2 separate regions of the Homo sapiens genome follow, and region 1 is linked to region 2. A link is a loop called in an ENCODE intact Hi-C map of the cell type or tissue named here. Cell type or tissue: heart right ventricle. All regions are shown on one strand. Links, peaks and the distances in the headings refer to the core of each region. The heading gives the core; the rest is flanking DNA. Region 1 has its middle 270 kb from the start of LINC02655. Region 2 has its middle 15 kb from the start of LINC02655.

The links. Hi-C counts contacts between places; a loop is a spot of excess contacts. Peaks named below come from ENCODE experiments on the same cell type or tissue, not always from the same donor. Only the 100,000 strongest peaks of a DNase experiment are listed, where the experiment ranks them.
Region 1: a loop joins it to region 2, with 18 times the contacts of the local background. A loop is called at or near these places in 61 of 110 quality-filtered maps.

Annotation. Positions count from the first base shown.
Region 1 is chr10:80,917,294-80,929,753 of GRCh38, forward strand. No RefSeq gene overlaps it. Among named protein-coding and RNA genes, the nearest start is that of LINC02655, 270 kb to the left of the region's middle. RefSeq lists an enhancer at 9,442-9,943. In heart right ventricle, for the core only: CTCF peaks have their summits at 7,237 (motif pointing left) and 7,444; a DNase peak (open chromatin) is centred at 7,208; H3K27me3 peaks cover 1,014 bases.
Region 2 is chr10:80,658,388-80,670,847 of GRCh38, forward strand. No RefSeq gene overlaps it. Among named protein-coding and RNA genes, the nearest start is that of LINC02655, 15 kb to the left of the region's middle. In heart right ventricle, for the core only: CTCF peaks have their summits at 4,446 (motif pointing right) and 5,879 (motif pointing right); DNase peaks (open chromatin) are centred at 4,474 and 5,864; H3K4me3 peaks cover 518 bases; H3K27ac peaks cover 841 bases; H3K27me3 peaks cover 410 bases.

The DNA of each region.
Region 1 (12,460 bases), core at 2,710-10,709, 260 kb after region 2:
GGAAATATCCAAAATATCAAATGTTGAGATTGATTACGTAAAGAGATATAACACATATAATGGAACACCACGTAGACATTAGAAATGCTGGTTGTAGAAATGTCAACATTTTAAAATACATTATTTAGGTGAAGAAAATAGGTTATAAAAACATGTAATATGTTTGAGATACATGGTATGTGTGTATATATGTAGGTGTGTATCATATTTGATAAAATAACATCCTGTTATGTTTGTTCCTCCTGCCTCTGTCCTGCTCATCATCATTCCTGTCAATGCATTGAAAACCATATGTGAGTGTAGTTGTGTTAGTCTTTTTAATTTGGCTTCACTGAGGTTTCCCTGGTCTGGGGATCTAAGCTGCCCACAGTGCTAATTCCCGCCACTGGATCTGGGTGGATTTCAGCTTGCAGCTCTGCCAGCTGCAAAGTCATTAGGAGGAGTGCATGTGAAGAGTGGCAAGGGCTTGCTCCGATCTCTCCACACCTGTGCCAATGATGGAGCAGCTGCACCCCACCTTGATAAGCTCAGAGCTCACTCCTGCCTTGGGCCAATTTACATCAACCGTCAGAGCTGGGCAGACTGCCTTGAATGTGATAGATAGAGGAGTTGCAATACGTGGCAAACAAATGTTTCAGAGACAGGCAATTATGTTGTCCTTTCATCCCCAGTGAAGATAAGGGTCAGAAAGTAGCTTCTTCGAGCTAAGCAGCCTATATGCTGCATCATTGTGCCAGCTTCATTAAATTAACAACCTTTAAACCTATAGCAGTTTCGAAAACCTTTATATTTAATGAGAAATAAAAGGAAGTTCTTGTCCACAATATTTAATTAAAACAAAAAATTAAAAATATAAACCTATTGGATTAAAATATCTATATTAAAATGATTCTATATTTCCTATTAGGAATGTACTTTAAAATTCTGACTTATATGGTGTCTTCAGCTCTTGTTCCCAGTGCTTACCTGCTGCTCTGGTGTAAAAGACGAATGTGAATTGAACACATCCTGAAAAATCGCAGGACCCCTAATAGGAGTTTTGTGTCTGCCTTCTCTATGATTGTTTTGAAATCACAAATTAGTTGGTAATCCTAAGAAGTACTATGGAACAGAAGAGTTTAACCAGGAGAGTGCTAATTGTCTCTTAATTGGTGACTCTTGGTAATTCAGTTTTTCCGTTGTAGGGAATGTTTCAGATTAAGAGCATATTTGTTGCAAGGAACTGCTTGTGTATTTGTGTATTTAATTTTTTGAATTTTGAGATACATTTGTGAGTTCATGCTGCTATTATCAAAATTTGCCAGCCCTAATGGTAATATGAAGCATATTTGCACTGACACTTTCAATGGTTTCTATTATTGGTACCTGGACAGGCAGGGAAATAAAGCCCTATTTGTTAAAACTAAAAAATTAAGAGGAAACCAAGTCATGGATTTGAATGTATATTCCAGAACTTTATAATTTTGGACAATTTAATAAGACCAAAATTCCCTCTATATTTCCTTTATTTGCTAACTGACAGGCTGGAAGAGGAATTAATGAGAAATTTTATTTGAAGTGTTTCATAATATCTATATTAAATTAGATGCCATTTAAGTTTGGGATATTTTCTCCAGTTATTGTTTTTATTATTATTGATTTGGAAAATGATGAAACAGCATCCTTGAATTATAGATGTGAATAGCGAAGTTCAGCATTTTAATAAAAAATAAAATAAAAATGTCAAGCACCTGCTAGACATCCAGAATTCTTCTGTGCTCTACATGGAGTGTGCTATATATAGAGTGATGTATTAGGCAAGGTTTCTCTTGTAGAGAGACTTATGAACTAGAGGATAGGGCCTTAGAGAGTTTTATATTTCACAATATAGATGAGGAAATGACTTGATTCCCTTGCTGAAATACAGCTCAACAAGAATGTGCTCCCTCCTTCTTGTCTACTTAAGAGAGAAGGGGTGTTAGAGCATGGTGCGGAGTGACTGCGTTAGCAGCCTGGCCACAGATGACATGACCTGTTTAGGATGAGAGGATGCCTAAATGCCATTTATTTTTATCTAATATCCTAACATTATTTCTGGAGAGAGCAGACAATGAAGTAAAGTGAGGGTGGATTCAGGAATCAGAAAGACATGGCTTCATGTCCTTGTTCAGTACTGTACAAGCATTTTGTGTTTGGGTGCAAATGACTAATGTGTTTGAACCTCAGTTTTCTTATCTATAAAAATGAAGATAATACAAAGAGGCTGAAATAAGATAACAACAAAAACACCATCCCAATGTCTTACTCCTAGTCTGTGTTTAATGAATAGTAGCTTTTGTTTGTTGTGGTGAGGGTTAGGAAGGTGCTTATGTCTGGATAAAGGGAATTTAAGAGAGTCATGTTCCCAAGTGAAAGAAAACAAAAGACCTTCAGGTTATCTGTACGTAGCATCATGTTGTCAAAAACTGTAGCTGAGAGATGAGAACTCCAAAATTGGCATACTTTGCTAGAATATTGGGCATTTCCCTGCACTGGTTTTCATCACTTCCTGTTCATATTCTTCTCTGTCTCTTTTTCTCAGAGAGAAAAGCAGTGAATGTTTTGAGTAATACATTCAATGGATTTATATTTCAAAACAAGGAAGGAGGGTGATTTGGTGGAGAGGGAAGATTAAAGGGGGAGGGTAGTTTAAGACTTAGAATCAAGGAAAGCAGTGAGGGAAAGGAGGAATGTGGCCCGAAGGCTTGAGGCTCAGGGAAGAATCTGAGTGGGGCCAAAATGTGAGCTGGGGTGTTCAGCAGCAGGAACCCCTCATTTTCAAGCACTGGCCTGTTGGGGGTGCTGAGATTGCAGGATGAGAAGTAAAGGCTGGAAACGTCTCTTTCAGGCCTGATTCCACTAGAGAGTCTTCCTGAGGAAGGTGAAAATAATTTCGTTCCTATTCTAGTGATATAGGAGTTAAGAAGAAATCACTTAGGCAGACAGTAAAGGTATGGGAGTCCTCTGTAAGGCTTTTCTTTTTAATGAAAAGCAGCCCCAAATCATTTCCTAACAAAGAGCAGTCTGTAAAGTAGAGCTGCAAACATAGACAAGCAAGCTGGGAGCTTGCATGGGTGAATGCCGGCAGGAACTAGGGACTAGATGTGTTAAAGATGGCAGCTCCATCTTCCCTTGTCTACCAGCCACGTGTGCAGTAAAGAGCAGACAAGATGGCACTGGCCAAGGAGAGTTTATTTGCATCGTAAGGTTAGGGTGGGGCGACCAGCCTTCTCTGAGCGCTATGTAAACGTTACACCTGATGGAACCAATCTGTGAGCCCTACCTAAATCAGACACCGCTTCCTCAAGCTGGACTATAAAATGTGCATCCGCCACTAGTCAGTCTTTTCTGCTGGGAAGGCTCCTTTCTCTCAATAGAGAGAGCTGTTTTTCTCTCCCTTTTCTTCTGCCTATTAAACCTCCATTCCTAAACTCCTGGTGTGTCTCCGTGTCCTCAATTTTTCTGCCGCGAGATGATGAATCCTAGGTATATACCCCAGACAATGTAACAGCTTCACTAGGAGTGGAATTTTAATAATTATGTAAAACCACAAGGAGCAGCCAGAGGAGGAGAAGGTGTAGAAGTGAGAGAAGCCAGGAGGACTGTAGTGGCAGCCTGAAATGGTCAAATGTTTTCATCCCCAATGAATAGAATTCTAATCACTATGCATTAGTATAAGCACAGGAACTGTGCTAAGTTTAATAAACAGCCTTATTTTCATCTTTTACATGACATTTGTATAACATGTATAATTTCTATAAATTGCCTTGGTGTCCAGAGATGTATACATGTCTCTAAAGGAAGAAGCCCTCATATGCTAAATGAATTATGATGATCGACTTACTTGGGTTAATAATTGATTCACATGAAAGTGAGTAACAGACCAAATTAGAAATTGCTAATTGCCCCATTAGTGACTTGAGAGAGAGAGAAAAAAAAAAAACCTCACACTTTAAACTGTTGTCAATTTGACTGTAGGCGAAAATTTAATTTCTCTAAAAAAAAAAAATAGCATTCAAAGTAGTCAACTTTAAGTAGAATCTGTTCTCCAGGCTTTTTGTTTTCTCTTTAGATGTAGATGCCTTTCTTATCTCCAGTTTCCAATCAGATTTAGATAGCTATAGATATAGGTACTGATTGATGCATTCATCCATCCCCACTTCCAGCACACTACCCCTTCCACCCTTTTGATGTTCCTAGCTTAACCAGAAGAAATAAGCCTGTCATCATCAGTGAAAGGAAGGTAAAGAGTGTCTTGCAGTGGTTATGGTTATGGTCCTAGAAATTTGAGAATTGGTTTGCAATTCTAGCTCTAGTGCTTATTTACTGTGTGATCCTAGATAAGTTCTTGAACCTCTCTGAGCCACTTACTCATGAACAAAAGTAGATAAAATAATAGCATTATAATGAGGATTACATGAAATAATGTCTATAAAACAGTTGTCACAACATCTGGTACTTGGTAAGTAGTTATAAATGTTTGGTCTCATTATTAGTAATATTGTTGATAATTATCACAAAAGTAAAAGGTTATTGGTAAAATTCAACAGTAAGTAAGTAAACAACCCAATTAAAAATTAGCTAAAGATCTGAACAGACATCTTACCAAAGAAGATATACAGATGGCAAATAAACATATGAAAAGATGCTCAACATTATATGTCATTAAGAGAATTCAAATTAAAATAACAATTAAATACCACTACATACCTCTTGGATTGACTGAAATCCAAACACTGACACCACCAAATACTGGTGATGATGTGGAGCAACAGGAACTCTCATCCATTGCTTGTGGGAGTGTAAAATGATACATTCACTTTGGAAGATAGTTTGGCCATTTCTAAAAAAGCTAGACATATGTTTATCATATGAGTCAGTCATCATGCTTCTTGGTATTTACCCAGATAAGTTGAAAACTCATGGATACACACACAAAAAAAAACTGTGCCCAAGGGTTTATAACAGCTTTATTCATAATTGTTCAAACTTGGAAGCAACCAAAATGTCCCTTCAGTAGGTGAATGGATTTAAAAAAAACCGTGATACATCTAGACAATGAAATATTATTCAGGGATGAAAAGAAACAAGCTATCATGACGTGAAAAGACATGGAGGAAACCTAAATGTGTACTACTAAGTGAAAGAAGCCAATCTGAAATGCTTGCAAACTATAACTGCAGCTGTGTGACATTCTGAAAAAGACAAAACTGTAGAGACAGTAAGAGGCAGTAAAAAGATTAGTGGTTGCCAGATGATGAGCTGGGGGGCAGTTGGAGGGTGCAGGGAAGAGGGATGAATAGTTTGAGTACAGAGGATTTTTAGGGCAGTAAAATTATTTTTTTATGATACTGTAATGCTAGCCAAATATTATAAATATGTGAAAACCCACAAAATGTGCAATAGGAAAAGTAAACCCTAATGTAAACTATAGACTTTAGTTAATAATAAGGTATTAATATTGGTTCAATTGTAATAAACCATGTGTGTGTGGGTGGAGGGGTAAGGGAATGTATGGGAGCTCTGTACTTCCTGCTCAATGTGGTTTTTCTGTAAACCTAAAAATGCTCTAAAAATAAAGGTATTAAAGTCACTGGGGATAAAAAGATCTTAAAAAGGTTATAAAAGACAGTGATATCCGAAGTATCAAGAATCAGACTGATATCAGACTTCTCAAAAACAGTGGCATAAAATGCTTTCAAAATTGAAGGAATATGATTTTAAATGTAGAAATGTCACCTGAGTAGAATAAAATCATTTTTAAACATAAAAAAATATTATTGGTGCTATGATCAAAGTCTGTACAGTGAGGCAGAAAGGAAGTCAGTGCTACTCTGGGAGAGATTTAAGAAAGGCTTGACAGAATAAGTAGCCCCTAAATCTTAAAAATGAGGAGGTGAATGAGAAATGGATATACAGAGGAAATGTATACTGGGTAGAAGGAGCAACAGCATCAAGGATGAAGTATCGTGGTACATTCTGGAAACTACCAGTAGTTCCATATGGGTGCGATTTAGAGTAGCAGTGGGGAATATGGGCTAGGATAAAACTAAGATGTAAAGTGGCTACCTCCTGAATGGTCCTGTATGTCGTGCCAAGCTTCCAAACTTTACAGTTAGACCAGGGGTTGACAAACTTTCTCTGTAAGTGGCTGGGGGCAACTAGTTTGGACTTTGTGAGCCATGTGGTCTTATTTGCCACTGCTCAGCTCAGCTGTGGTAGCACGAAGGCAGCCATAGACAATATACAAATGAATGGGAGTGTCTGTGTTCTAATAAAACTACTTTATTTACAAAACCAGGTGGAAGGCTGGGTTTGGCCTAGAGGTCATAGTTTGCCAACACCTCTTCTACATCACGGAGAGTTAAAAAAGTTTTAACCGGGCAAGTAACATCACATTTGAGTTTCAGAAAAATTATCTCAATGGTAGTGCAAAGAATGTACCAGGCAATAGCAGGACAAGGGAGAAGAGGATTATTTCAGAGACAGTGATAATAACCTAGGCAAGATACAGAGAAGCCATAATCCAAACCACTGAGGAATGAAATAATGTATGAGAGAGTAAAAGATGTGAAGAGAGTACAATCAGTAAAATGGTCATGGATTAAAGTGCACGAAAGACAGGAAGGAGGAGTACTTTAGTCTCAATGGCACAATATATTATATTTCTGATAGAATAAGAGGAAAAGAAACTACATTTAGTAGAAATATATTGGGTTTAGTTTTGAGCTTCCTGAGGTTCAGCCAGAAATCTGACCAACTACTATATAAATGACCCATGATGCCCTCTGTATGTTAGTCCCTAGGTTGTTTATTTCTTCATGGCAGGCTAAGACCTATTAGCTCAAAAGCATACTAGTCCAAAACTCAAATTGCTACACACCCAATTGTTTTAAATATAGCTCAAACAAGCAGATTTTTAGCCATTTGGAGCCTGCCTGCTTTGCATACCCCACAAAACTGCATCTAACATCTGCTAGCTATAGATAGAATAAAACCCTGGGTATTTAATACCCCAAGTTGCTACTGCCACTTGGAGCTCTCTGACCCAAAGACTTCATGCCTTGCTACTGCGAGACAGAAACTAGACATGTAAACCCCTCTCCGATACTCCTTTTCCCTAAGAGTTCCCTTGCCCTCCTACCCATGGTCTCATGCTGCAGGGGCTGATGTTTCAGACACATCAGCCAAATAAAGCATGTGCGTGCTACTGCCACCTCGTGGTCATATCTTTTTCCTTGATCAGTTCCACAATTCCCCAAACTCCATAATTACAGAGATCCATGAAAGCTTTGTTGGTATATGTCGGATATTTGATGTCAAAGGAGTGGGTGATTTTTCTGAGGAAGACCGTATAGAGTATGAAGAGGAGGTCAAGGATGAAAACCTTACAGATTCCTCAGGAGATGTCATTACATAACATCCGGGAACAAGATAAGAAGCTTGAAAAGAAATTACTAAGAAGGAAATAAGACAGCAAGCTGGGAGTACTATAAAGGAAAGAAGCAATTTCAAGAAAAAAAGAATGGTCTAGTTTTAGTTCCACAGAGAGGTCAAAAAAGGCTAGACCTGAAGCCAATTTACTGTATTTGGATATTAGGGGCTCCTTGCAGGAGCAGTTTCAGTGGAATAATCAGGACAGAGCCCTGATGGTAGTGAGTTGAAAAGTGCCTAGAAAGTGAGAGAAATTTTGAAGAGTTAAGCAATAGAGAGTGAGAACAATATAAGCCCTGATATGGATTGCTGAGTGACACAGAGATTTTCAATGAGGACGGAGACTGTAAATAACAATTCATACATCATGTGCTTTTCTGTAGGTCTACAGACACCCAGAAGGACAACCAGGGAAGGAAAGATTGCGTTGATCTAAGGAGGAAGATTTTAAGGGCAGGAATCTTAGGTAGATAAACAAATGTGTGGAACTACTGTAGATGTTGGTGAGAGCATGGCATGTTGAATCACAATATTTACACAGGATAGGGAGAACAAGAATCTTTGACTAAGTTAAGGCCCTAGGCCCTAAAATACAGATAATTTAAAAGACTTGGGTTTCCAAAAAGTGTTCACTGTAGGAATGTTAGGAATGAGAGATGAGAAAGCTGTATGAACAACACATTATAAAAGTTCATATCTGGTGCTGTGGAAAGAGAACTGGGCTTGATATCAAACTAAGATCTGACTGTGATTCTGTCACTTCCTAGCAGGCTGACCTTGGATGAATCGTCCATTGACTCTGAGCTCAGTTGAATGGTAAGATGGGAAAATTTACTTTTCTATGGCATTCGTTGGTATCAGACTCAAGGGAAATATTAATAGGTGTGATGATGTTTTATGCATATGTAAAATTGATGCACAGTAAGGTCTGTGGCATGTTAGGATGTCCATATTACTCTTGATTGTCTTTATACATAGTCACTCCTTATCCACCATTTTGCTTTTTGTGGTTTCAGTTACCCAAGGTCTACTGTGGTCTGAAAATATTAAATGAAAAATTCTAGAAAAAGAGATTTATAAGTTTTAAATCATATGCCATTCCAAGTAGTGTGATGAAATCTGAAGCCTTTCTGTTCTGTCCTACCTGACACGTGAATTATCCCTTTGTCCAGCATATCCATGCTGTACACATGCTACCCATCTGTTAGTCACTTAGCAACCATTTGGGTTATTAGATGGGCTATCATAGTATCACAGTGCATGTGTTTAAGTAATCCTTATTTTACTGAATAATGGCCCCAAAATGCAAGACTAGTGATGCTGGCATGCTGTTATAATTGTTCTATTTTATTATTGATTATTATTGTTAATGTCTTACTGTGCCTACTTTATAAATTAAACTTTATCATAAGTATCATGTATATGTAAACACATAATACAGTTTATATAGGGTTTGGTATTATCCTCAGTTTCAGGCATTCAATGGGGGTCTTGGAATGTATCCCCTGTGTATAACAATATAGAAACACTCAAATTGATGGTTCTCAATCCTGACTGCTTATCATAATTTTCTACAGAGCTTTTTAAAAATACATATGCTTGGCTTCTAATTCTTATTCCAAATTCAGAAAGGGACCTGTATTAAAAAAACACAAAAACAAAAAACCTCCAGAGGTGATTCTTATGTGTCATTCTGACAAGAACTCTAAACTTTCAAAATTGAACTGGAGAAAGGAAGTTCCTGAATAGCTGAGTGGTAGTGTTTCTGAGATAGCAAAACCTTTACTTTCTTTGATTGTCTTTGATTGAAACAAGTATTTTGAGCAACCCTAGATATACTTTTCCCTCAATAACATTAAAATGTGTATTATCTTATTCTGTTTTACACTTTTATAATATTTTTTGGCTAATGTTCCTCATAAATACATTCTCATTTAAAATATTTTTATGATAAATAAGTGGCAAGAATATTACAGTCTTTGGAAAGATTGATAAAAAATAATCAAACAAAGGTCTTTTTAAGTACAAATACTTGAAAGATTTTGAATAGGATTGAATGGCTGAGGGAATGAAAGTTAAACTACAACTTAAAAAATTTACATTTGAAAATAATTGGTATTTTCTCATGTTATAATTTAAAATTTTTTTCAAGTATGTTAATTCATTTTGTCATTTTTTAATATCCCCTCACAGCTGGACATGATTGTTATTGTTATCATCCCTAATTTACAAATACTGAAACTAAGCCTCATGGAGTGACCACTTGAAGATCACATATCTAGTAAGTGGAGAGCTGAAATTCAAAGGCAGGGGATCTTACTTAAAATGTCACACTGTTAAAAAATCTCCCAAAACTGGGAGGCAAAGGCAAAAAATGGGCCAAGTTGATCATAACTGACTTAAAATTACAATGAGTTTAGTGGCCACGGTTAAAATGACAGAGTAGGTAGTTCCAAAGGCCTGCCTCTCCAGAAAAAACACTGAAAAATTGAATGAAAATGGTCAGAATCAACTTTGTCAGAACTCTGGGAAATAGTCAAAAATTTATAGCAAATAAGCAAACACTGAATCAAAAAAGATAACGTAAAAATGGCAAGAAAGCTTTGTGGCAGTTTTATCTGCTTTTACCCCTCTGCCATCCCTAGCTCAGTTGTGGTCTAAAGACAGAAGCTGCTGTTCCCAGTGTGAAGCCTTGGTCCCTGCTTTTGGACGGAGCAGAAAAAAACTTAATCTCAAATAACTTTTTTGGTCTGTTTTGACTGTTTGGGGACTACCTGAAGAACTGATATAAAGCATTTGCCTTTGTTTTACCTAGTTTTGAACTTTTTCAGGGCAGGAAAGCACCTATACCTAGGGTATTTCTTGAAAACATTGTAAGGCAAATGAGCAACCCGGTGCTATCTGGGGCTAAAGATTACAGTTGACACAAATAGTACACACGCTGAAAGCCTGGGAGAAAGATTCTTTGGGAAATTAGGGAAAGAATATCACCCATGTATATCAGGGACTTTTGAAAGTCACACACAAGCTTGGCATAAAACGTGTGCTCAGAAAAAAATCTGAAAAGACCCTAAGCTTTTATCTCTGGATGACCCCTAGGCTCAGCACAAACAGTTAAAGAAGGCTAAGGCAGAGTTCTAAATTGCCTGGCTAAGCATTAAATCAGTGTCCCAACACAGAGCCAATCTCCAAAGACTGGGAAAGTTTCTTTCTCTTCTTTCCTCTCTCTCTTCCTGCTTTTTCTTTCTTTATCCCAGGTGGACACGGTAAATACCCTAGCTGACCAAGCTAAAGGAACAGAGACTTCAGAGACTACACATGACAAAGAATTAGACTTTACAAAAATTATTAGAAATGTCACTAAGCAAACAACTCTACCCAAAGTAAGCAGCAAAAACAAACCCTGGAGAGGGAAGAAAAATCATATTTCTAGAGTTGCCACATTATAATATTCCAAGATGTTTGGTTTTCAACAAAAAAATAAGAAGCATGCAAATAAAAGAGGTATAGCACATGCATAGGGGAAACTACAGAAACTGTTCCTGAGAAATCACTGACATTGAATGACTTACTAGACAAAGATTTTAAGTCAACTGTTTTAAATATGCTCAAGGAGTTAAAAGAAACCAGAAGAACTATGTCTCACCAAATAGGAAATATTGACAAAGAATTATAAGTTATAGAAAGAAACACAGCAAGAATTTTGGGGCTGAGAATGATAATAAATGAAGTAAAAAATCCACTAGAGGATTTCAATAGCAGATGTGAGCAGGCAGAAGAAAGAATCAGCAAATTTGAAGGTAGGTTAATTAAAATTATTAAGAAAGAGTAGCACAAAGAAAAGAGAATGAAGATAATAAACAGAGCCTAAGAGACCCTTGGGGCACCATCCAACATATACTCAAAATGGGACTCTCAAAAGAAGAGAGAATGGGGAAATAATATTTGAAGAAATAATGACTGAAAACTTCCCAAATTTGATAGAAGACACAAAACTACATATCTAAGAAGGTCATTGAACTCCAGGATGGATAAATGCAAAGAGGTCCACACTGAGCTATGTTATGATCAAACTGTCAAAAGTTAAAAATAAAGAAAATCTGAAAGCAGCAATAGGAAAGTGACTGTCACATACCAGGTACCCTCAATGACATTGACAGCCAATTTTTAGCAGAAACTGGAAGTCAGAAGGCAGTGGGATGACATAGTAAAAGTGCTGAAGGAAAAAATATCTGTTACTCAAGAATTCCATATTCAGCAATATTCTTTTTCAACAATGGAGGGAAAGTTAGGAGAGCCTCAGATAAACAAAAGTGATGGGAGTTCGTCACTAGCAAACATGTAACACATGAAATGATAAAGAGAGTCCTTCAGGCAAAAGCAAAGACACAAGAAAGTAACTTGAAATCATATGAGAAAGAAAGAACCCTGGCAAAGGTAGCAACATATGTAAATACTAAAGCCAGTATTGTGGAATTTTTCATTTGTAACTCTTTCCATTTGTAAATGATTTAAAAGACAAATACATAAAAATTGTAAATCTATGTTAATTGGAGCACAATGAATAAAGATGTCATTTGTGACAACATAAAGGGGCAAGGGTAGCCTGTATAGAAGCAGGGATTTTGTATATTATTGAGCCTAAATTGAATTAATTAAAAATAGATTGTTATAAGTTTAAGAGGTTAATTATAATCCCCAGGTATCACTAAGAAAATAACTAGAATTTTATTGTCTTAGCTCAGCTGCTATAACAAAATACCATAAGCTGGGTGGCCCACAAACAACAGAAACTTATTTTTCACAGTTCTGGAGGCTGGTAGTTAAAATCATGGAACTAGCATGGTCAAGTTCTTGTGAGGGCCCTCTTCTGGTAGACTGCTAACTTCTTGTTGTATTCTCACATGGCAGAAAGAGCAAGCTAACTCTCTGGCTTATTCTTATATGGGCACTAATCACACTGTTTGGGCTTTACCCTCATCACATAATTACCTCTCAAAGGCCCTAA
Region 2 (12,460 bases), core at 2,260-10,259:
CTGTGTGTCTCTGTGTCTGTGTGTCTTTGTGTGAGTGTCTCCGTGTGTGTCTGTGTCTGTGTGTATCTGAATGTCTCCGTGTCTGTGTGTCTGTGTGTCTGTGTGTTTGTGTGTGTGTGTGTGTCTGTGTGTCTGTCTGTCTCTGTGTCTGTGTGTGTCTGTGTGTCTCCGTGTGTGTGTCTCTGTGTGTCTGTGTCTGTGTGTCTCCGTGTGTGTCTCTGTGTCTGTCTGTGTGAGTGTCTCCATATGTGTGTGTCTGTGTGTCTGTGTGAGTGTCTCCATGTGTGAGTGTCTCTGTGTCTGTGTGTGTCTGTGTGTCTCCGTGTGTGTCTGTGTGTGCGTGTCTGTGTGTGTGTGTCTGTGTGTGTCTGTGTGAGTGTCTCCGTCTGTGAGTGTCTGTGTGTGTCTGTGTTTCTGTGCGTGTGTGTGTGTGTGTGTGTGTGTGTGTGTGTGTGTGTGTCTGGAGATGCAGGGAGATGCTGATGTTGCAGTCTAGTCCGCAGGCCTCTGCTGCAGATTCTCTCTTGCTCCAGGGAAGTTAGTCTTTTTTTCTATCCAGGTCTTCACCTGAGCCAATGAGGCCTACCCATATGATGCAAGGTGATCTGTTTAACTCAAGGTCCATCTATTTAAATGTTAATCTCATCCAGAAACACCTGCACAGAAACATCCAGAATCAATTTTCACCACATTTCTCAGTACCAGGGCCCAGCTGAGTTGCCACCTACAATTCACCACTAGAGCAGTCCTCAACTCCAGAGGCCAATGCTGGTGGTAAGTACTGAACTACAGATGGCACGACTGATCATGGTGACCTACAGGAGGGCCTTGCTTGGTGGACCCCTCTATTGATGGTCTATCACACTCCTAGGCCAACCTCTATGCCTCAGACTGAAAGGACTCAGAACATTTTAGCATCCCCAAACAGATCTTTGCCAAATCCCTCCACTCTGCTTCTTCACTCTAAAATGGGAGCGGGAAATTGCCTCTGGGTTCTGCGCTTTCTCTGGGTTTGGCCAATTCCAAGGCACGGGACTAAAATTAGCCCTCCCTCCACAGGCTGCCTGGATGAATTCCTCTGGCGCTGTCCCTGAAGGTGCATCTGTCAGCGGCTTATGAGTCTGTCCAGTCCTGCCTTCCACTTGCTGGCAGGTGCGGAGAAGTGAGCCACTGCAGCCACTCGCCCGTATCCTTTGGGTGTTTTATGTGACTTCTGAAAGTCACTTGCATTAGCTCCAGCTTCAATCCTCTTCCCAGGGGGATGAGACGTTGTAGTGCTGCTGTGTCTGAGAAATCCAAAGCATGTTCACTGCTCTGGAGATGAGAGTTCATTGAGCAGGGACAGGAGACTCCACCAGATCCTTTCTAATCACAGGGAGCCTCTGACCTCAGACACACTGGTCAGAACTTGTCAATAATGAAGAGAATGTAAACCCAGATAGGAATGCCCTTACCCTTGCCTGGTTTCCCGCTGTTCGGGTCTGTCATTGTTCCGTTTGCTTCATTTTACACCCTGAAAACCATATGCCCCACCTAGACAGTTTTATTCACTTTTGGGACACTTTCTGGTGGCCTGCTAAGCTCCTGCCCAGTGCTGGGTGCCGGGAACATAGAGGTGAATTAGATACACAGGCAGCGCTGGTGGGGTCTAGTGGGCTCATGGGAGCAGACGGCCTCATGGCTCTGCCCCATCCCCAGTAGCCTGTTTTGCCCTTGCTGCTACTGACACGGCACTTTCAATAGCCCACGGCTGCTGCTTCTCCTCAGAGGACTGTTCTAGGGTAATGGAGTCACTTTGCAAGGAGGCGTCTCAGAGTTTATGTTTCCACCCTCCTTCTCCAGCCCTGGCTGCCATGAAGACAAGCCATTCAGGTACGGGGTCTGGAAGCCCAGATACTTGCCTTGGGTTGGGACAATGCTGAGGCATAGCTTACCCTCTTGAGTTCCCCTGGGGGGTCAGTCTGAAGACACCTTCTGCTTCAATTTTGCTTGAGATCATTCCCTGGCTTGGCTTCCTCCTCTTCTTGTCCTACCCACTTCCCTGCCCCCGGCTCCCTCACCATCTTCCCTGGGAGAACGTCCTTCATAAATCACATGTGCGTGACATGACTCCTCCTCTCAAGGTCGGCTTTGGGGAGCTTTGTCCTGAGGCAGTCATAGAAACTTAGAAAAATACGAAACCATGTGATTAAGTTTAAGGGGTGCTGGGAGAACAGTTCAAGGACTCGTGTGTGTGTGACACACGGAGGAAGGTGTGTCAGGGAAGGCTTGGTTCTACCGTGATGCTCATGGAGCATTGCTGATGGTGGCAGCGCAGGAGCAGGCTCAGCCTGCAGGGCCATGGCATTGGCAGTGCATACATTGCTGGCTTCAGGTGCTTGGAGGTGGTGGCAGAGGGTTCATCCCTGGAGGGTTCTGCGCTATAGTCTTGCTTGTGGTTCTGACTGTGCTTTTCTTCATCCCGTCCACCTATCTAGCTGCTTCCTCTAGGCTTTCCGGTAATACTGTGAGTTCTTTCTCGGCCTTCCTCTTTCTGTTGCAACAAAGAGCCCTGCCTAGTCCTTGAGTCACAAGTTTGGCGAGGATTGAGGAAGGGGGAAAGTGAGTGGCATGTGAACAGGCACAGAGTTGTGAAAAGGCACCCTCTTGGGGAGCTGCAGGAGTTTGGCATTACTGGGGTTGGAGTCAGGGGTGAGCTGGAGAGGGCTGGCCGCCAGTACAGAAGGATCGTATGCACTCTAATATGGAGATTAGAGTTCTAATCTAATATGGAGATTAGAGTTCTAATCTAATCTAATATAGAGATTAGAAACCTAGGTTGTTTCAGTCACTCTTTGCTTCAAAATGTCATCCAGATGTGGACATAGGCCTTCAACACTACGGACCTAAACTCTTTGACTGTGGAATACATTGCACTCTGTTTTATTTACAAATGGACGTTTCTGTAACATCTGCTGCCTCTAACTTCCTGGATCCATGGATACAGAGCTAACAGTAGAGAAAGGCTCTCCATTTATCTTAAATTCCAAGCTCTCTCACACAAGAGGAGCCAAGGGAAGGGGGATGATCATTTTCAAAGCACTTCACATTCTGTGTCTAATCTGGATGTATTATCATCATCATCTCACTTTACAGATGAGGAAACTGAGGCTCAAATAGCTTACCAAACTGGTTGAGGTTGCTCAGTTACAGAATACTGATGCTAGTGCATGAACCCAGACCCTCCGGCTCCACAGCATCCAGTCTTTCCCTATGTGCTCTTAGATGATTTATCTGCAGGTCTTGTTTCATTGTCTGCCCAGCACACATGTGAATTACAGCTCACCTCCAGTGTGGTGACAAGGCATCAATCTTATTTCTTCTGTGTCTTTCTAGTTTGGATGTGAGAGAAGACGTGCATTCATCAGGGGTGACTGAAACCGCTGCTAAGGATTCAGCTCTAAACTGACTGTAAGCCTCTGGGTTTGTAGCTAAAGGTGGGTCCAACCTTGGCAGCCAGGGACTAATAAATGAAACTATGACATCCATAAGCTTGAGATGCTGTGATTTACACTTTTGTGTAAATCAGTATCCATATCTAGTATCCACTGGCAGTGAGTTGCTGAAGCCATGAACCTATTGGGAAAAATCCATATGATGGTGACAGTCACCACTTACTGAATGTCCACTACATGCCAGATACCACACAAGGCACCTTTATATGCTATCTATACAGTCCACACAAAAGTGCAGTGAGGTAGGTGGGATCATGCCCATTTTCATATGTGGAATTCAAGGTTCAGTATATTTAAGGACCTTGTCTGGAACCACACAGCTAGCAAGTGGAAAAATTGAGGTTCACACAATTTGGTCTGACTCCAAAGTCCACGCACTTCCATCTAGAATCTTGCTACTCCAAGTCTTGTGCTTGGACCAGCAGCATCACCTAGGGGCTTGTTAGAAATGCAGGATCCTAGGCTCTCCCCTAGGCCTAGCTTACCAGAATCTGGATTTTCACCAGATTCCCAGGTGATGTCTATGCACGTGAAATTTCAAGGCACTGTTCTGGGCTGCACAGCCTCAGCTTCGTCCTTTCAAGATCTTGTGGATGGAATCCTGATTGCCATAATCTCAATTGAGCATGAACACGACTCTCATGGAACCTTTCCTTTGCCCTCTAGTGTGGAGAGTTGTCCCATTTTAGTCCCCTATCTTACCTAAGGATCTTCAACCACTGGGGACTGGCCCAAAATCAATCAATCAATCAATCAATCAATCAATATCTATCATTCATCTATCTATATCTATCCTATCTATCTATATCTATCTATCTATCTACCTATCTATCTATCTATCTATCTATCATCTATCTATCATCTATCTAATCTATCTAATCTGTCTATGTCTATCTAAAAAGGAGGGGCGGCCAGGCCTGTGATACTGTGATATTCCGTTTGGCCAGCAGGGGGCACCCGCAGCATCTCCCACGGCAGCCTCTTGAGCAGCAGGGAGAAAGCTGGGAAGTTCAGCTTCCTGCCTGTAAGGAGGGTGCGGTGGACGGATTAAGAACAACGCTGGGAAGGAAAAGCCTGCCTGTCAGTTTGCTCCGTGTGGAGCACCCGGCTTTACAGAGCTGTGCCGCAGAGGTGGAGAAAAGCTTTTGTCAATGTGTGTGTTTCAGAGTAAGCGATGGATCTAATCCCTGGGAAAAGCCCATGCTCGTCTCTACCGGCTGCAAACCAGCCCTGGGAGGCAGGCGCGTGTGGTCGGGAGGCAGGGGCCTAGCTTCTAATTTTGGTTGTGCTAGTAACTCACAGCGGGACTTTGGGACTTGGTTCTTTTTCTCAGCCCTAGTTCCCTGGGCTGTCTGAGACATAAAGTGCATAAGATCACCTCGAAGTTCTTTTCAAGCAGTAACAGTCTATGAAGTCATAATTAAAATGTCCTAGGAGAACGCTCTCTACTTAAAAGATTTTTTTTTTGTTAAATCAAACTGTGCAAAGCTAATTATCACTCCTTAATTCGTCTATTTTATAATTTCCATTTTTTCTACTTAAGTTTTCTTTTTTTGGTGTAAAAGTGAACATTTATTTAAAATATGAAAAGAAAACACAAAACACCAACTGAACAAGCGCCAAATACCACAAACATCCCCAAACCCAGAACGATGACATTGTATTTTTTACAAAATAACTTCCTAACACATCTCTATAAGAACTTTCATCTTCCTACAGTTTTTCTTTTTCTTTTTTTTGGCTTCATATGCTGTAGTCATCTCTTCATATATTGCAATTTTATAATATTTTTCATATAAAAAATTAAAAAGATAAGCCAACCTTTTCTCTGAGTTGATAAACTTTTGTTTTATTATTGATCGTTGTATGTGATTCTGAAGCCATACAACTTCAGATACTGACTACTCATTGTTTGTAGTGTTGCTACAGGATTGTACTTTTCAAACAGCAAATCTGAAAGATCATATTTCACCCAATTCCCATCAACAAAGAAAAAATTGTTGCATTTACAGCTGAATACTCTGTGTTCTTGAATATATTCTTGAGAGTCGAGAACTTCCATTTTGACTAAATGCCAGTGAGAATTCCAGATTGTGGAATTAATTGTATATATTTGATGACTTAAAGATTTTTTCACAGATTTAACTTCTGGCTCTGTATATTCTAAGCCTTTTTTCCCCTCCATTCCCATTTACTTCTGGTGCCAGGTACAGTGGGACACGTTCCTAGGGCGACAGAACTGGTGGTCCTGTACCTGCAGGCGAGGGTGTCAGATGAGTGGCCTGGGGAGGAGTTCTGGAAACCATTCCCACGACAGGCTTGCTCCCTGCAAAGCTGTGCGGGGAACTAGGGGAAGTCCATCGTCACTGCTGAAGGATTTCTGCCTGCAGGGGGCAGTGCAGGCCATTGGCTGTGGCTGTGCCAGGCTTTGACTTTACCCAGGAAAGGCTGCAGAGGGATGGGTGACTGGAAAATCCTCTTTCACGTGTAAGTTTTTTTCACCTCTCCTGAGCTGGTTCAAACTTCAGTGTCATTTCCCTCCTCTCTGATGTGTCCTTTGTTCTCACTCACTACTCTTCTTGCCACATTCTGAAAGTCTGGAACATTCCCAAAATCTGCTTGGAACAGACGTAGCTGCATCCTCTTACTTCAAACTACAAGTTGAGGATCAGCATAAGAAAACGAAGCTAATGTTTTGTTTATTCTATTCCTCTCAAAGATATGTCTCAGGTAGGTCTCCCTGCCTGTGAGTTTCCAAGTTTTTTTTTTTTTTTTTTGAGACGAGGTCTCACTGTTGCCCAGGCTGGAGTGCAGTGGTGCGATCTCAGCTCACTGCAGCCTCAACTTCCTGGGCTCAGATGATCCTCCCACCTCAGTCCCTCTGAGTAGCTGGGACTACCAAGTACGTGCCACCATGCCCTGCTAACTTCTGTATTTCTTTTGGTAGAGATGGCCCAGGCTGGTCTCAAACTCTTGGGCTCAAGCAATCTGCCCGCCTCAGCCTTCCTAAGTACTGGGATTACAAGTGTGAGCCAACATGCCTGGCCGATTATCTAAGTTTTTATTTTATTTTATTTTTTAATTAAACCTCATAAAAGGATGTAGTGAGCCAAACTCAGAATGAGGAAAAGTCTGTTAAAAAGGTAAACTGAGGCACAATAAAATTTTTAGAGTTTATTTGAGCAAATAATGATTCATGAATTAGGCAGCTTCAAACCAGAAGTGGTTCTGGGCAGCTCCACCAAGGGAGGGGCTTTCACAGGCACATGGAAGTAAAGCCAAGAAAATGTTTGATGGGTTAGTTGGACAGTTGCCTTGTTTGGTCTATCCCACTGGAAAGTCCCTCATAACAATTGTTAAGTTTTTGGCTGTTTCTGATTCGTTGAGCTTCAGTTTTGTTTTTCTTTCATGTAGGCATTTACAAGAAATAGCCCAAGTTAAATTTTGCTTATATTTGCAAATCAAGCAAGGTTAGAGTCACTTATAAGGCCTAACTGGTTTTGTCTCCGCAGGGATTCTTCAGGCTTGGCCCCCATTTTAATTTACTTGAACAACTTTATATGACAAATGACTCCACTTTTTCATAAAAGAAATGGCATGGAAAAAGGGGGGTGAGGTGGGGCAGTAACTTTTAGGTGAAAAAAAACAAGAGACAGATCACTGAGTGCAATGTGTGGACATTGTTTGGATCCTGATTTAAACAAACCGACTATAAAAAGACCACCTGTGAAACATGTTGGGGCATTTGTGCGTGGTCTAAAAGTTAGTCGATACTGAGGAATTCTTAAGATGGTTGACTGTGATGTGATAGGTGATAGTTTGGATTATGCTCCAGCAAATGGGTGTCACCCTCTACTCCCCTTCCTTAGCTGTAGGGGTTAGACAGGAAGGAGGCGGCAGATGCAAAACCCCAGGGATTAGGTGACAGGGACCTTAGTTAAGGGGGTGGCAGCAGGGTTAGTGGGAAGGGGACGGACCACGAAACCATTTTTCTCTCTCCATCTTTCCCATCTTCTTTTCCTCATACAGTTACACATTTTCTTGCCCTTAGGCTTTCCTAAGGGCCCTTTTCAGGATGCCCTCCCTCACTCCTTCCTCTTCCATATTCACTTAAGCCAGTCAGGACTCTGATCTTGCTGTCTCCAGTGCAGCACACTCTGTCCATTCCCTTCCCTGAACGTCCCCTGTATTCCCAGGCCATTGCTCACAGGTCAGCCCTGGGTCATATGCTTATCTCTCCAGCTGGACAAGAGACTCTTTGAGGAAGGGCCAGAACTGGGTCTGATGTCAACTTTACTCCCTACATCCTGTGTGCTCAGAAAAAGTTCACTGATTGAGAGGTCCACCAAGTTCACCAGGCAAACACAAGTTATCTTGGAATATGTCTTTTCATCGACAGAGGGTGACCCCAGCAGTGCCTATGCCACCTGGAGGGGAATTTGGAGGCAGTGGGAGCACCAGGCAGCAACCTGCAGACCCCCTGGAGGGTAATAAGTGACAAGGCTTTATTTCATCTTGTCCCATCCCTGACCATGGTCCTTCAGAGAAGCTGCCTTGAATAACGAGGCAGGACTTTTGGCAAATTAGACCCTGGTGGGCTCCACTGCAGTGGCTGTCAACACTGGCCACACGTTAGCACCATCTGGGAGGGCTTAAAACTCAAGCCTGATGGTGAGCTCTCTGTACCTCCTCCAGACTAATTAAAGACTAATTAAAACAATCTCTGGGGAGTGGGGGCCCAGGCATCTCACATTTTCAAACCTGTTGAGATGATAATGATTGTAGCTGAGGCTGAGAAGCACTGGGCTATGGGAGTCTTTGCCCCACTACAGAGCTGGGATTTAATGGAGCCATTTACAAAGCTGCTGGCTGGTCCTTGTTGGCTGTGCCAACAGGGAGAACAAGCTCACAGTATTTTATTTCTATATAATACAGTCAGTAGTCCCAATAGAAAGCAAGGAAAGGTTCTTAAAGCCATCTGCTTCAGGAGAAAACTGGGGTGTGGGACTTGCTGCCAAGAGGAGAAATTCAGAGGGATGGGATAGAGGCCTGTTTGCAGAAGAAAGAGGGGCTGGACAAGTAGTTCAGAAGCATTCACATTCCTTGTTCTGGGATGGGATGGGCAAGGGGCAAGAATGTAGGAGGGAGGGAGCCTGAGGAAGCATCACTACTCCTGGGAGTCATAGTATGAGGAAGAGCTCTTATGGCCCTGAGAGGATGGGGCTGCCTGGAGCCCAGGGTCCCAACCTATCACTTCCCAGGGAGGGTGAAAGTGTCCCTGTCCCTGGGGGTCCTCATGGAGGCCTCTGTGTCATTGCCAGCCCTTGCCCAGAGGATATGTCCTGTCAGGGGGAGGGTGTGGCATGGCTGCGAGCTGAGCAAGGCAGGTATAGGTGGCAGAGGGGCCATGGTAGGAGGAGAGAGGTACTAGCCAGCTCGGCCTCTCTCCCTCACAGCACTGCCCCGCTGTGTGACCGCTGAGTGGGGAAAAGGTATGAAGTACTTACATGATGCTTAAGGCACAAAAAGTAACATATTTTTTATTCTTTCTAAATGATACACAATCTAGCTCTGAGATTCAGCTCGTGAGGAAGCCAGGTCTGGTCGCTTCTGGCCTCTCCCTAAACAAGAGCTCTGAGGCTCACAGGATCCATGTTGACTGCCTCTTTCCTCTCCTTGCTCTGCCTGTTAAGGGCATGGCTTCCTCAAGAAGGCTACCCTGAAGCCCCATGCAGCAGCCCTTTCCTCTGCCTGCAGCTCGGGCTAAAAAAGCTTTGTTCCTTTGTTCTGAGACCTTGCCATCCTTGGAGTGTTGGGCCTGAAATGGGTTCTGGTTACAACTAGGAGCAGAAACCCAAACCCTTCTCCTCCTGCAACTTATCTGGAAACAAAACTTTTCTTCAATCTGCAGCATTCAAAGCTGCAAACTCTTCACCTTTGACCAGCTGTTCCCATTGGATTCACCTGGGGCACTTTAAGAACTGCTGACTGACTGTCACTTCTAGATTTCCTGATTTAATTGGTCTGGGTGCAGGCTAGGCATAGAGACTTAAAGTTCCAGGTGATTCTGATCTGCAGCCAGGGTTGCGAGCTGTTGCCAGCCCAATTCCTCTTCATTAGGCATAGAGAAGTTTCATGGACCCAGCTGTCTGCAGAAAGCAAGTGGCTAACATCAACACAGGATGCCAAGTCTCCCACCTGCACAGATCCAGTGTCTTTAAAAACCTGTGCAGGCTGAAAACAGTGTCTAAAGGGTGGCCCTCAGTGACCAGCATGGCACCACTCACCTGGGTTTTTGAGAACAAAAGCTTACTCACATACTCACCTAGCAAGTAAGGGAAGCCCATGCCTTTGGGACCAAAAGTTCTGGCTGTATTTGAGGCGGAATAAAACACAGCTGTTTCACATCCAGGTTATAGTACATTTCTAACAAATCATTCTACTACGCTAGCTTACTTCTTTTTGCCCAGTTTGAATGCCAGTGCCATAATGCCAGGGATTACGTCTATGAGTTTTCTGCCGTATCCCTACTTTACAGGACAGAGCCTGGCACTAAGGCAATCTTTGTCACAAGAACAGATGAATACCGGAATGGATGGATGGATGGATGGAAGGGTAGATGGATGGATAAATGCATGGGTGGGTGGATGGATGGATGGATAGGTGGATGGAAGAACGAATGGATAGATGGGTGGGTGGATACAGGATGAGCATGTGGATGGATGATCCAGAATCACTGCCTCCTGAGATGCTCTAGAAAATCAGCCTCTCACTCAGGATTTGTATTAGTTTGTTCTCACACTGCTATAAAGAACTACATGAGACTGGGTAATTTATAAAGAAAAGAGGTTTAATTGACTCACAGTTCTGCATGGTTGGGGAGGCCTCAGGAAACTAACAATCATGGCGGAAGGCAAAGGGGAAGAAGCATGTCTTACCATGGTGGAGCAGGAGAGAGAGAGAGAGAGCAAGAGGGAGAGAGAAGGTGCTAAACACCTTTAAACAGCCAGATCTTGTGAGAACTCTATCATAAGACAGCACTAGGGTGATGATGCTAAACCCTTAGAAACCACCCCCGTGATCCAATCACCTCCTACCAGGTCTCTCCCCCAGCACTGGGGATTACAGTTCCACATGAGATTGGGATGGGGACACAGAGCCAAACCATATCGTAGTTCTTTTCAAAAGACAGAATTGGCGAGGGACGCCTGAAAGCAGAGCAACATGTCAATTCAATTTTTAAAAAGGTGAGAACTTCAGAGCCTAGGAAAGTTTCCTTTGAGCTATTCACATGGTCACCATTTAAGATTTTGTGAGTAGTGACCACATTGGCCTCTCTGTCTTGTGACACACACTCCCCATGATTGGGAAGAGAAAGAAAGCACATTCTTAGGAAAGCCATCAACCTCACAGAGTGACCTTTCAGGTACAATGATTTATAAGAGAAGAAAAAAACGCTGCAATAAAAAGATCTCTTTCTTTCATTCTTTTCCAGCTACCTTTATTCCTAAAGGGAATATCTTTTGAGTTGCCTTTTATTCCATCATTGTATAGGCCTTCTCTCTGCTACCTGTATGGAAGGGAATCCCTCAGGGCTCAGATATTTCTGAGCAGGTGGGGGGGTGTTGGGAGGATTCAAGGTGGCTGTTGTCAATTCCTGTCCTGACCTGGTTTCATTCCAGCTGTTCCTAATTGGCATGCAGGGCCTGCCGGCTTCTCCCGTCTGTCTCTTCCTAGTGAGTGAGTAGAAGGTAGGCCATGCCCCTGAAGTATGCAGCCTCCCATCTTCCAGGGACATTGGATCCAGGCCTGTCTGCAGGACCAAGTCTTGAGTGGCTGCAGGTTCTTTGTTCACCTTATGGAAACTTTTGGATCTTGACATCAGGCCTTGAGGACAGAGGGGTGAAGAGGAAGGCAGGCCATGGCCTTAATTTTGCTCTCTCTTTGTTTAGTAAGAACTCCTCAGTCAGCAGTGTGTTCCACTACCCTGATCAGCTCTCACCCCTGACCTTTGCCTAGGCAGGAACTAAGCCCACCAAACCGTTTTTAGACTTTGCTGTGAACAGTAAGCCCATCTCCTGGAGGGGAGTCAGTGCTCTGCCCCCCCGCCCCCCCCCCGCCGTTCCATGCAGCAGGTGCACGAGATGATGGCTGAAGTGTGCTCAGTATCCAGCCTGCCTAAGAGGAGCCGCTCAGCTGACGTGGCTCCTAACTCAACACAGACAGTGCTGCATGCTAGAACCAGAAAGGATCCAGTGAACCAGCAAGGGGCAGCTTATTTTGAGGATGTGATCCTTCCTGGGGGAGTCCTGCTTCTGTCAGGCATGACATTCCAAGTAGTTACAGATGACCTCCCAGAAACCAAGGGCAAAGACCAGACCTCTTGTTGGGCAAGGTTAAATTGTTCACTACACAACATCCAAATTGAGATGTCAAGTAGACTGTTGGGTATATGAGTCTGGAGTTCCATGGAAATGCCTGAGCTAGAACTAAAATGGTTGGGAGCCTTAGACATGAGGATATTATTGAAATCCAGGGGTAGGTAGAGGAGGCTTGAAGACAAAGCCTGGACACTGTACCATTTAGAAGAGGCATAGAGAGCCCGAGTCAGCAAAGCACACTGAGTGGTAGCAGCCAGTGACTTAAGAGGAAACTAAACCCTTTCATGTCTTTGATATATATAGAGATAGATCATTATGGTACAATACCAGAATGGTTAAAGGTGTCAGAATCATAAGTACCAGAGAGTTTGAAAGGAAGAAATATTACTAGTGTTTAATGGAGCACTTAATATGCATTAAGACTTATGCTTGCATTGTGTACAAAACTTCAGCAGCTATCTACTCCTTTGAATTCTGCATTTTATAAAAATTACTAGCATTTAGTGAGTGCTTAATATGAGTTAGGATTGATGTTCACATTATGCACAAGACTTTATGAGGTATCTTTTCTACTAAATTCTCCAT